Regions from separate parts of the Homo sapiens genome. Here region 2 is linked to region 1. Evidence: chromatin loops called from intact Hi-C (ENCODE). Cell type or tissue: chondrocyte. All regions are shown on one strand. Links, peaks and the distances in the headings refer to the core of each region. The heading gives the core; the rest is flanking DNA.

Region 1 (5,379 bases), core at 53-5,052:
GTAGGAGGCGGGTTCACTGTGGAATAAATTAACCCCACAGACTCTAGATTTGCAATGAAGTCCCCCAGCTAGGTTTGTCATTTAAAAAGTGTTCTTCTACTCCTTGCCTGATATAACTATTTTCCCAAATCTAATCATTTCTTATTTTTCAAATCTATTCAAATCGTCAGCATTTATCTCTTCATCTTTTCTATAAATTTTGCCCTTTAAAGCCAATGGTTTTTAATAATAATAGCAAATGTTAATACTTCCATAGCACTTCCTATGCATCTGGCACTATTCTAAATGCTAAATGTATATTAAATGATTAAATTCTCATATCAACCCTATGAGATGAGTACTATTATTATCTTCATTTTTCAGAGGAGGAAACAGCAAGTTTCCCATGACATTAAATAGAAGCAGAGCCACTAATCAAATCCAAGCCATCTGGCTCTGGAGCTGATATTTTAATTCACAAATCTCAGTTTGTAAAGGTACTTAGTAGGAACAAGGGACCAGTGCATCAATTGTTGCCTTAAAGAAAACTTTTCTTGGATGTTCCTTTTCATAAACTTCAAAGTCCTGTAAGCTTTGCCCCTGCACCAAGTTGTAATGCTTTTGTATACACAGTTTGCATTGTTCCAACAACCTTAAGAAACATGTTTGGAAGTACAGTTCAGCCAGACTGAAAGATTACCCCTCTCAACTGCTTTTTGTTTTTGTTTTCGGCAGTTTAACCAAAACTCTCCATCTCACAAATAAAATCCTTCTGTAAGAGTTCTTCCAGGACATGAAACTTACTAAGAATTTGCAGCTCACTAAAATTTCTTCCTTTTAATACTCAAGATTGAAATAAAACCTTTTCTGCAAGGTCAGCAATAACAGATCTAATGTAAGTCCTTTATTGATTTTTAAAAAGTTGATTACATTAATCTTTTTACTTTTTATCTTGTCTTTAGGTCAAAAGTCACCAGTCCTTTTGTGAGAGGAAACTACTTCTCTTATTCTCTGAAGCTTTTAAAGAGAATATAAAAGTAACAAAGTCATTTTTTTAAAAATCAGCCTACCATATAAGGGTTTAGGATCTACTTACAGGTTGAAAGACCCTTGACCCTGCCCAATCTTAGATGTTTCCTATGTCATTTTTGGATTCTGAGCTTTATTTCCAGAAGTGATTAATTATTCAGAAAAAGAAATTAGCTGGCACTTAAATCTTTAAAGTTTTGAAACTTTTTTTTTTCAGACAGAGTTTCGCTCTTGTTGCCCAGGCCAGCGTGCAATGGCACGATCTCGGCTCACTGCAACCTCCGCCTCCCGGGTTCAAGCGATTCTCCTGCCTCAGCCTCCTGAGTAGCTGGGATTACAGGCACCTGCCCCCACGCCCGGCTAACTTTCTGTATTTTTAGTAGAGACGGGAGACGGGGTTTCACCACGTTGGCCAAGCTGGTCTCAAACTCCTGACCTCAGGTGATCCGCCCGCCTCGGCCTCCCAAAGTGCTGGGATTACAGGCGTGAGCCACCGCGCCCGGCCGAAACACTCTATGTGAGCAATTCTTAGAACTTTATGGACTTCTGATTCTGCATACACTCTATAGTAAAATACTTCCCACTTTTTTCCAAGACTTTTTCAAAAAATCAATGTGAATGACCCAAAGGTCAAAACTTTCAGATGAATTTTGTGAAAATTATCGCTAATGCTTCAAAGTGAGAGGATCAGGAAGGTGGGTGTAGAAGAATCTGTGTTTTTCTTCAAATGTTAATGGAGTGGTTTATTAGCACAGACCTTTTAAGCCAGGCCACGAAAAGGCAGCGGGATGTTTTCAAGTCCCCTTGGGCTGGCGAAGCGGGTACTTGCTGTACCTTATCAAGCACTGAACATTGAATACGTGTTGAAAACAGAGCAGATACGCAACCTTAGCAACCACTCACCTCTGCTATTTTAACAAAATGTTAAGCAAGCGAAAGAAAGAGAAAGAAAGACAGAAAGAAAGAAAGCAGATTAGCATACAAGGCAGGACATGCCACCTTTATATTCTGAGCTCTGTCCACAGTGAGCAGGCCGTGTCAAACATCGGGAGAGACAGAGAATGATTGATCATGCAAAGCAAACTGTAGGTTTGAATCCCAGCACGGCCATCTACGAGTTATAAAATCTTGCCAAACTACCTAATGTCTTGGTACATATACCTAGAAAACGAGAATGATCCCAACCTTTAAGATGAGAAGAGAACTGAATGGGAAAAGCGGGTGAGAACAGCTGACCCCAGCAGCCTCCCAGTAACCTAGTTTTCCCTTCCCATCTCCGTGTCTACGGTGTTTGGTGGCCTCATCAACTCCCGTCGCCTCCAGCAGCTCGTTCACTCAGTGAAGGTCCTAGACCGAATGGCCACCTTCCTGTATGTGGGTACTCATCACCCACCACCTTTCCGCTTTTCGGTGCTTTGCCCTTTTTATCTTATCTAGTAGCCAAAGCTGAGACTGTTGGGAGTCATTTCCAGCTCCGATGGTAGAGGAGTAGGGTTGAGGGGAAACGCCAAGGCGTGCTCCACGCCTGCCGTCCGCAGCCCCGTTGGGCTGTGGTACTCTTCTGACCAAAGTCTGGGTCACCGGGAAGCAAGAGGGAGCGCCACTAAAGGTATCTTTTGTGCCTTGTATTTAGCCACCGCATTGCCAGGATGGGAGTGGAGGCGGACGGTGCCCGACACCACGACTCAGGGAGCGATACCTGAGCTCGCTCGGCAATTCCCGGGCTCCGGGGACGGGCCTGGGCGGGGAAGGAGCCGGGGCGCGCAGCAGCACCCGGCGAGACTGCAGGGCGCCCGAGTGGTCGGACGGGGGAGCGAGAGCTAAAGCTTGCGGAGCGCGCCGAGCCGCGGGCGCTGGCGGCCCCGGCCGGGGAGCTGACGCGAGCCTGCCGGGCCGCGGGAGCTGCGGGAGGCGGAGGCCGAGCTGGGGGCGGAGCGGGCGGCGCCTGGGAGGCGGAGGCGGTGTCTCCCAGAGCTGCGCAGGCGTTGCTCGCACCTTGTTGATTAGTCAGTGCTGGGAGCGCTGCTATGGCGTTTCTCAGACCCGCGGCTCCTCCTCACACGCTCGAGGCGGAGGGAAGGAGGGGTAAGAGGAGGAGGAGGCGAGCGGGCGGCCGCCGCAGCTGCAGACCCAGGGCCAGAGGAGGAGGCGGAGCGGGAGCCGCCGCAGCCACCCGGGCCGCCGCCGCCGCCCGCAGCCGCGCGGCTGCTCTGAGTCTTCTCCGGGCGTGAGGGCACGCGGGGCGCCCCAGCCATGCCCCGCAGCGGCAGCTGAGCCGGGCGCCGGCCCCCTCCCTCCGGGCCGCCCCAGTCGCCGCGCCCCCCCGGCTGCCCGCGGCCGGAGCTGCCCGGCGCCTCCCGCGCGCCCCAGACCGCGAGCGCGAGCAGCGGCGGCCGCCGAGGCGCGGGTGGTGCCGGTGGCGGCGGCGGGGGAGCGCGGGACAGGAGGCTTCGGGGAAGATGGACCCGGCGCCCTCGCTGGGCTGCAGCCTCAAGGATGTGAAGTGGAGCTCGGTGGCCGTGCCGCTCGACCTCCTGGTCAGCACTTACCGGCTGCCCCAGATCGCGCGCCTGGACAACGGTGAGTCCCAGCTGGGGCGCGGGGCAGACGGGCGAGGACAGCCGTCTCCACGCGGGTGTGCGCGCGTGTGCTGGAGAGGGTGGGACCCGCGGGGAGTGGGCTGCCCGCCCCTGAGCGCCGGAGTTGGCCCGAGCGGCTGCCGCAGCCCTGGCGCGTTGCTCTCAACTCCCCCCAGCAGCAGACAAGGAGGTGGAAATCAGAGTCCTTGCAGTATAATTAAAAAGGACGCCCTAAAAAAAAAGTCAACATAGGGAGACCTCTGCAGATCGTAATCTTGGACGCCAGATATCCCTCCCCACCCTCCTGCAAGAATTACTCAACCAGGGAAACCCTGAAGAGTTATCTTAGGCAACTTTCTTGAGAATATCATTGTGCTCCGGGTGGCATCTTAATTTGGGTGCTCTCCTCCCTATCTCCCCCATCCCCCGCCAAACAGATTTAAAGGAAAAGCTCCTGGGTGACCATTGAAAAGGATCACATTTCTCAGAGACCTTGTATTACAGCTTGTCTGTTTTGTTTAACCCAACTGAAAGTAATTTGGGGCTGTGTGTAGAAAATGTTTTCAGCAGAAGTGATGGCATGCTTAAGGTTAACTATTAGGTTTAGCGCATTTCCAGTCTGGAAAAAAAAATAAGTCTCCAAAACGTATTGATTCGGAACCTGAGCTCAGAACTAAGAAGGGTGTATTTCCTGAAACTGACCACCAGAAACCCACCCAACTCCTTCCTCCAACTGTTTATTCTGCGGTGTGACAGCTGCAAACACATAGTTGCGCATACTGTCAAGCAAGTAGACACCTTTCAGTTGGAGAGTGATGACACGTAAGGTGGCAATTTAGGTGTGTTTGGTCTTCTCTTGTTTTCATCATAACTTCAGTGGGCTTTGGCGTCATGCGATTTTAGACTGTTTGCAGAAAGAAGCCTGCCCTGCTGTGGGGCAGCTGTGGAAGTACACGGGCCCAGGCTGGCAGGCAGGCAGAGCTGTGACTACACAGGCCAGGTCAGAAGAACACTAAGCAGAAAGATGTCATTTCGAGTCACAGGCACTAGGGTTACTCCTTGTTTCCTGGGGTAGAAGAGTGGGTAACGTGAGATGTATACATACACAAAGGAGTTTTTATTCTGTTTCTTATCTGTGGGGTTTGATTAGACATTTGTATATCTGATGTGAAAAATAGATGCAGGAAAGTTCGTGAAGGCTGGAAAACAATCTTGGCTTGCTTGCTATCCTCGTTTGATTGTTGGTAGTAGTAGGGTGCATTGGGAATAAGCTGGAAGTTTTAAAACTAGTAATGAAGTGCAGATCACAGTAGCTGTTGAAGCGGTGGGGTGGGGGCGGGGGGGGGGGACGCACAGGTGGTGTGTTGAGGCGTTTCTGCTTCGAGTGGGGGTGGGAAAATGTTGTGTGCTTTAAATAGCATCTGCAGACCTGAACTGGTGTGTGTGTTTGTATTCACAGCGTTTCATTTCCTCCTCCAAAATTGTGTATATTGGCAGATTGTGAGTCCTTACCTTTTCCTACCTTCTCTCATCTCTGCACACTGCCACATTTGCTAGCTAGGCAGAGAGCATTGCTGCATGTGGTGTAAAAGCCACTCAAAAGCTTCATTAAACTGAAAGTTTAAAGGGGTGGAATATCTCACTTTCCGACATGACTTTCAGTTTTATTTCCCACTTTTCTATCCCTGCCATTCATAAAAAGGATCTGAATCAGCAGTGTACTCATCCCACACTTCTTTCTAAAATGAGGACGTGGGTAGCAAGTCTTAACACTGTGTCCTTTCAAGCTGTG
Region 2 (5,379 bases), core at 111-5,110, 88 kb after region 1:
AAAAATAACCATTTTTGATGACTGAATTTTTAGGTTATAGTTAACAATAACTAAAATTTATTTAGTGCTTACCATTTCTTGGGCACTTCGTTAACTCAGCATTTTACTTTTATTTTTTCATGTGACTTTCACAACAAACTCATGAAATGGGTGCTATTATCTATATTTCATACAAGTACAAGCTGAGGTTTAGAGATGTTAAGTGTTTGTAATAATACACAGTTAATAAGTGTGATTTGAACCCAGGATATGTGGCTTCAGAGCCTGCCCCCGTCTCCACTATTCCCTGGAAAGTGCTAGGAGGCACTTTTACTTGGAAGTCATCCTAGAGAGGAGAGATCTGTTAGAATTAGCCAATAAGCTGGGTAAAGCTTTCACTTTTCTTCCTTTCACAGTAGCTCCCTACTTGTATTCTGACTCTAGGAAAAAATTAAGTAGATATATAAGACTTGACTTTTTCAGATTTACAAGTCATCTGCATACAGGTGACATTCCCCTTGCTCAGTAAATTTCTGGGAAGAGATTCCAGGGGAGCCCCTGGAGCCTCAGAGGGGACAGCTGCTGGGCCTAGGGGGGTGATCAGATCAGAGGCAGGAGGCCTGGGGAAAGAGTCTTTTAAGTGTTGAAGAAGGAAATGGGTGATGTTCAACAGGGCAGTTTCAAGTAAGGAAACTGAGGAAAATTAGATTACAAAAGAGAGTTAAAAATGAGTGAAAGGTAGACAGCAAGGAAGGATCAACTATTTTTGCCAAGATATTTTGTACTAAAGGGAAACCAGTGACATTTGATTTGGGGGGAGCAAAGTAAATATAAAAATTTTATTTAAAAAAAAAAAGGGAAGCCAAGAAAGAGGACATAGGAGTGAAATCAGCTCTCCAGTATTTCATATTTTTAAGTATAATGGAATCTGAGAAATCTTTCTAGACTAAGGGAAATGATTCAGAAAAGGAAAAAGAGAGAAAGTAATTAAGTAGTATATTAGTCTGCTGTCTAGGAAATTGTCTCTACCATTTTTTTCCTCAAGAGTCAAAAATGTTATTCTCTTCCTCTCTCCATTACTTAAATTTCATAGCTGCTGTAACATAGTTTTTGTGGTCAGATAGAGGGTAAATGTATCTTTCACACATTGGTATTCACACTCATATTTTAACTCAAAACAAAGATGAAGAGATTATCTAAGTGTCTTTGCTACAAGAATGGATTGAAGATTGTCACCAATCTTCAGTATAGCTTTCTAGTCCTACTTCACATTGCTTAATAATAACTCAAGGAAATTTGAATATGAATGGATTTCATGATGAGATGATTAGGGAATTATTGTGAGTTTGTTATTTGTAATCAATGTATTATAGTATGAGGGAAAATATCCTCACTTTTTAGGGAGACATACTGAATTATTTAAGGGTGAAATGTGATTATAAAATGCTCGAGCAAAAGTGGACATAAAAAATAGATGACTCTGGCAAACTAAGTTGTTAAATCTAGGTAAAAGGTATATGGGTGTTCATTACCCGAATTTTCCATGTGTTTGGGAATTATTGTAATAAAAAGGAAAAAATTGACTCAGCACAACCACCAGTGGCAAAATAAATTGTATAGTTGAACTCTTATATGGCATTTTTATCAAAACCACTCTGCCTCCATCCTTGAATCCTATTTACAGTCTTAATTAATTTTTCTAGGGGTGAAAGTTCATCTTTCACTGGGTCGTTTTGTTCCAGTGTTAAATGTTTGTGGCAACAACACAGTGAAGGGTGAATTCAGGAAGAAATGATGTTGTTTTCACCATGTGGTAGAAGCTTCCAGCTCATGGCTTCTTATGGAAACCTGATTGCTCCCAGCTGTGGCTGGTTTCTAGCGACTGACCCAGTTGATGGTAGTGATTTAATTATTAAAGGGGGGTAAAGTTTGGATAGGTGTATGTAAAACTTGGAAATAAAGGAACTTTTAAAAAAATTATTTTCTTAAAATAAGAGCTTTATGAGAGATATGGAAAGGGAGAATATGAGCAAATACATTGCAGAATTATTTGGTGTCATACTATGTGGCTTTTCTAGATTGCTCTATAAATGCTAGTAAAGCTCTAAAAATTTTAGAGTCCTTTGATTGCTATTTTCACATTTCAGCCTGTTTACTCAGAATCCTTGCAAATTATTTACTGAATCTACAAACAGAAAGTATAGTATTAAAAAAAAACCCACAAAAATTGTAGCACAAAACAGGGATGGGGTTCAAAACTCCTAGGCTACTGTTTTCCATTTCTTTATACTTACATTTAGGTACTCAGTGGAAAGTTGGTTACTTGAAAGGGCTAACGCCAGTTCAAATATAATTTAACCTATGAGATAATATGATTAACATCAGGTGGAAAGTTTAAACAAGCTGCCTGTGACCACACTGTTAATGGAGTGTTTATAGCATGGGTGGGAAAGTGCTTGTCTCACTTCATAATTTGATTTCCATATTGGATTTGTACCTCTAAGAAGTAGTGTGACCTTTTAAAAGGTTCTTTTTTAGGAATTTCTTTGAGCTTTTTCTATTTGTGGAAAACAGACTTCATGGGTTCCAAAACTGATTGCAGTGCTAGCAAAACTTCCTGAATTGAAGTCACTCTGCTCCATTTCTTAGGCTTGGAATCACTTGCCTTTGTGAGTCACTATCCAGGGAAGTCTTGTGCTGGCTTTCTGTTAACCCTGACCCATTTCTGTAGTTGTTGAGTGTACTGCAACAGGAAAACAACAAAACTATGTGTACCATGTGAACTTTTCTGATATCTGGAGCAAGAGGGTAGATGATTCAGACGTGTCTGTGTTGATTTTTGGTGAGGTATACATTACACAGGGCCTCCAACATGTTAGAACTGGTTTACAGAACACCGTAGGGTTTGTCCCTAATAGTGAGTCAAGCCAATGCGTGAGTGTGAGACAAGCAAAATAAACACAGAGCTTTTATTTTTTAGATGTTAAAAATCATTGTAGGTAAACCAAATGCAGTAGACACATAGACATGAGAAAGATTCCGTTTTTCCATTCATGCCTTCTACATTCCATACGTTTCTCAGTGGCAATTACATTTTTTCTTATAGACCTTCATAACATTTTATAGTCCCAACTCTTTTCCTTTAATAAAACTGGTCCCCTCGTGTGGGAGTCCCAGTTCTCTGTCCACCTAGGGTCCTTTCCTCCTGACCCACAGAGTAATTATGCAGCGAGTCTTGTTGATCCTCTTTCCACACAATTCCTATCAAAACTGCTCCTCCTTTCCAGCCTACAGTGACTGTGTCTCCCTTGCTCTAAAGAGCAAGGTGCCTCCCTTTCCTCCTCCAATCAGTCATCTATGTTACTGTCAGATTATTATTTTTTTCAAGTACAGCTCTGTTATTTTACCAGCTAGCCAGGAGTTTTCAGAGATGTTTCCCACGTGAGTATAAACTCTGGTCTAACGCTGGGCCTTTTTGAGGTCTGGTGTTCCTTTGACTACAAGCATCATCCTCCAGCAGACAACCCAGCAGGCACTCGCCACACCAGGTTGTTGGTTGTTGCTCAGGTAGGCTTTGCCCTGCCTTGTTCCCGCCTGTGTCTACTGCTTGGAGGGCTCACACCTCATAGCCACCACCCAATAGAGAAATCCTGCCCCAACCACCACCACCTTCCTCAAGAAGAAGAATAGTGAAATCCGGCCTCATTTTTACCACCTTCTTCAAGAAGCTTTTCCTAATCTTTCTCACCAGGTAGATCCTTCCCCTTCAGAATCCCTGTAACAATTTGCACCCATGACTGTTTGTCTTGCTGTCACTCTTCCCACCACTAAAGGCTCCTTGAGGACAGTCCTATCTCATACAGCATCTAACACAGCCTTGAATAGTTTAAGGACTCAATAAATAATTTTAACCCAACTGAAATGGATTCTTCTTTAAAGGAGAAACATCAAAGATGCCTGAGAACTACCTGGAGAACAAGTCAGGTCTCTTAATTCCCTCCAGTCAGGCAGGTACAGCTCTGAGACATTGACCAGGAATGGTGATTGTGAGTGCTCTAACAGGTGCAAGCAAAATGCCATGGAATTGTTGAGTAGGTAGTTCTGACAGCTGTCTAGGAGTGGGAGGCCTTCAGGTGAACGAGGTTAAGGGCGTTCTAGATAAAGTACCAGGCACCATTCCTGAAGGTAACAAATGGCTCTGGGATAGAGGGGAAGGAGTATTTAGGAGATGAAGTTAGAAACCTAGTTTGGAGCAAATTCCAGACTGAATAATGGGAACTATAATCTCTGTGCCCTGGGGAGTTCCTCCCAGAATCTGCTTTTTAGAAAGATTAAGTGAAGGCAAGTGTCCTCCCTCCCCTGCAGGTGAGTTAAATTGGTCAGGAGTGGAGGATGAGAAGATGGTGAGAAATTGCAGGTAGAAGAACTAGTTAGGAAGTTTTTAAGATAGACCTGATAAAAGATAATGAACACCTGATCTAGGCTGGGAGGGAGATGTTCAAGAGGAAAAAAACGATACTTAGGTAAGAGGAATGAGGAAAAGGGAGCAAAAGATAATTCTGAGAAATTTTTAAAACTTTTTCCCCTAGCTTTTAAGGAAACATTTTTTAAAATTAACCTTCTTAGCACAGGCACTTGCTTTTGCACACTTTTTCTTACTCTGTTTATTATTAAAGGAAGAATTTTTCAGGTTCTTCCTAATAAGAAATAGAGTAAGAAAACAACAACAACAAAAAACCTCTTTGTTATCTTTTGGGACTCTCAGGGCTTTCTAGCAGAGATGTTTCCTATCTTGTCAGATATTGGACCTCTAGATGGCAAGAATGTCCTTTTAGTTCTTGGGCTTGCCAGATATGTAAGAGATAGGAGTTCCACAGAGAAGTGTATTTGGAGTAAAAGATTATGTGATGGAGAAAAATGGTGCACAAAAGTCTCAGGCTCTAAAAGATTGATACCATAAAGATTTGATAGTTTTACGTATATTTGGCAATTACTTGTTTTCTGCATCTAGTAGGAGGAATTCTTTGTTCTATATATAAAAATCTAGAAAAGTCTGATGAATGAAATATTCTGGCTGTATATTTTCAGTACTATGACAAATTCATCTGTGTGGGAGAATATGTGTTTGGTAGGTTGACTTGTTAGGATCAAAACATCTATTAAGGAATTTGTCACAGTTTTTAACTCTCTTACCTCCTTATTTAAGAAAAACAATTCTCAACAAAGTTGAAAGTTTGCACCCACTTCCCTACCCCAGCGCCATCTAGAGACATTTTTGGTGGTCACAATAGGAGGTTGGGAAGATAATGAAATCTGGTGGGCAGAAGCCAAGGAAGTTGCTGAACATCCTGCACTGCACAGGACAGCTTCTGTGACAAAGAATCACCCAGCCCAAAATGT

The links. Peaks named below come from ENCODE experiments on the same cell type or tissue, not always from the same donor. Only the 100,000 strongest peaks of a DNase experiment are listed, where the experiment ranks them.
Region 2: a loop joins it to region 1, with 2.2 times the contacts of the local background. A loop is called at or near these places in 29 of 110 quality-filtered maps.

Annotation. Positions count from the first base shown.
Region 1 is chr18:32,468,517-32,473,895 of GRCh38, reverse strand. It overlaps GAREM1 (GRB2 associated regulator of MAPK1 subtype 1), which reads left to right and starts at 3,014. Exons shown (of 6, transcript NM_001242409.2): 1 at 3,014-3,588. The coding sequence starts at 3,468. RefSeq lists a silencer at 2,740-3,259. In chondrocyte, for the core only: CTCF peaks have their summits at 2,574, 2,786, 4,284 and 4,508; DNase peaks (open chromatin) are centred at 2,925 and 3,635.
Region 2 is chr18:32,380,638-32,386,016 of GRCh38, reverse strand. The region is part of intron 2 of GAREM1 (GRB2 associated regulator of MAPK1 subtype 1); the gene reads left to right. Among named protein-coding and RNA genes, the nearest start is that of GAREM1, 88 kb to the left of the region's middle. In chondrocyte, for the core only: no CTCF peak of the experiment used is centred there; no DNase peak of the experiment used is centred there.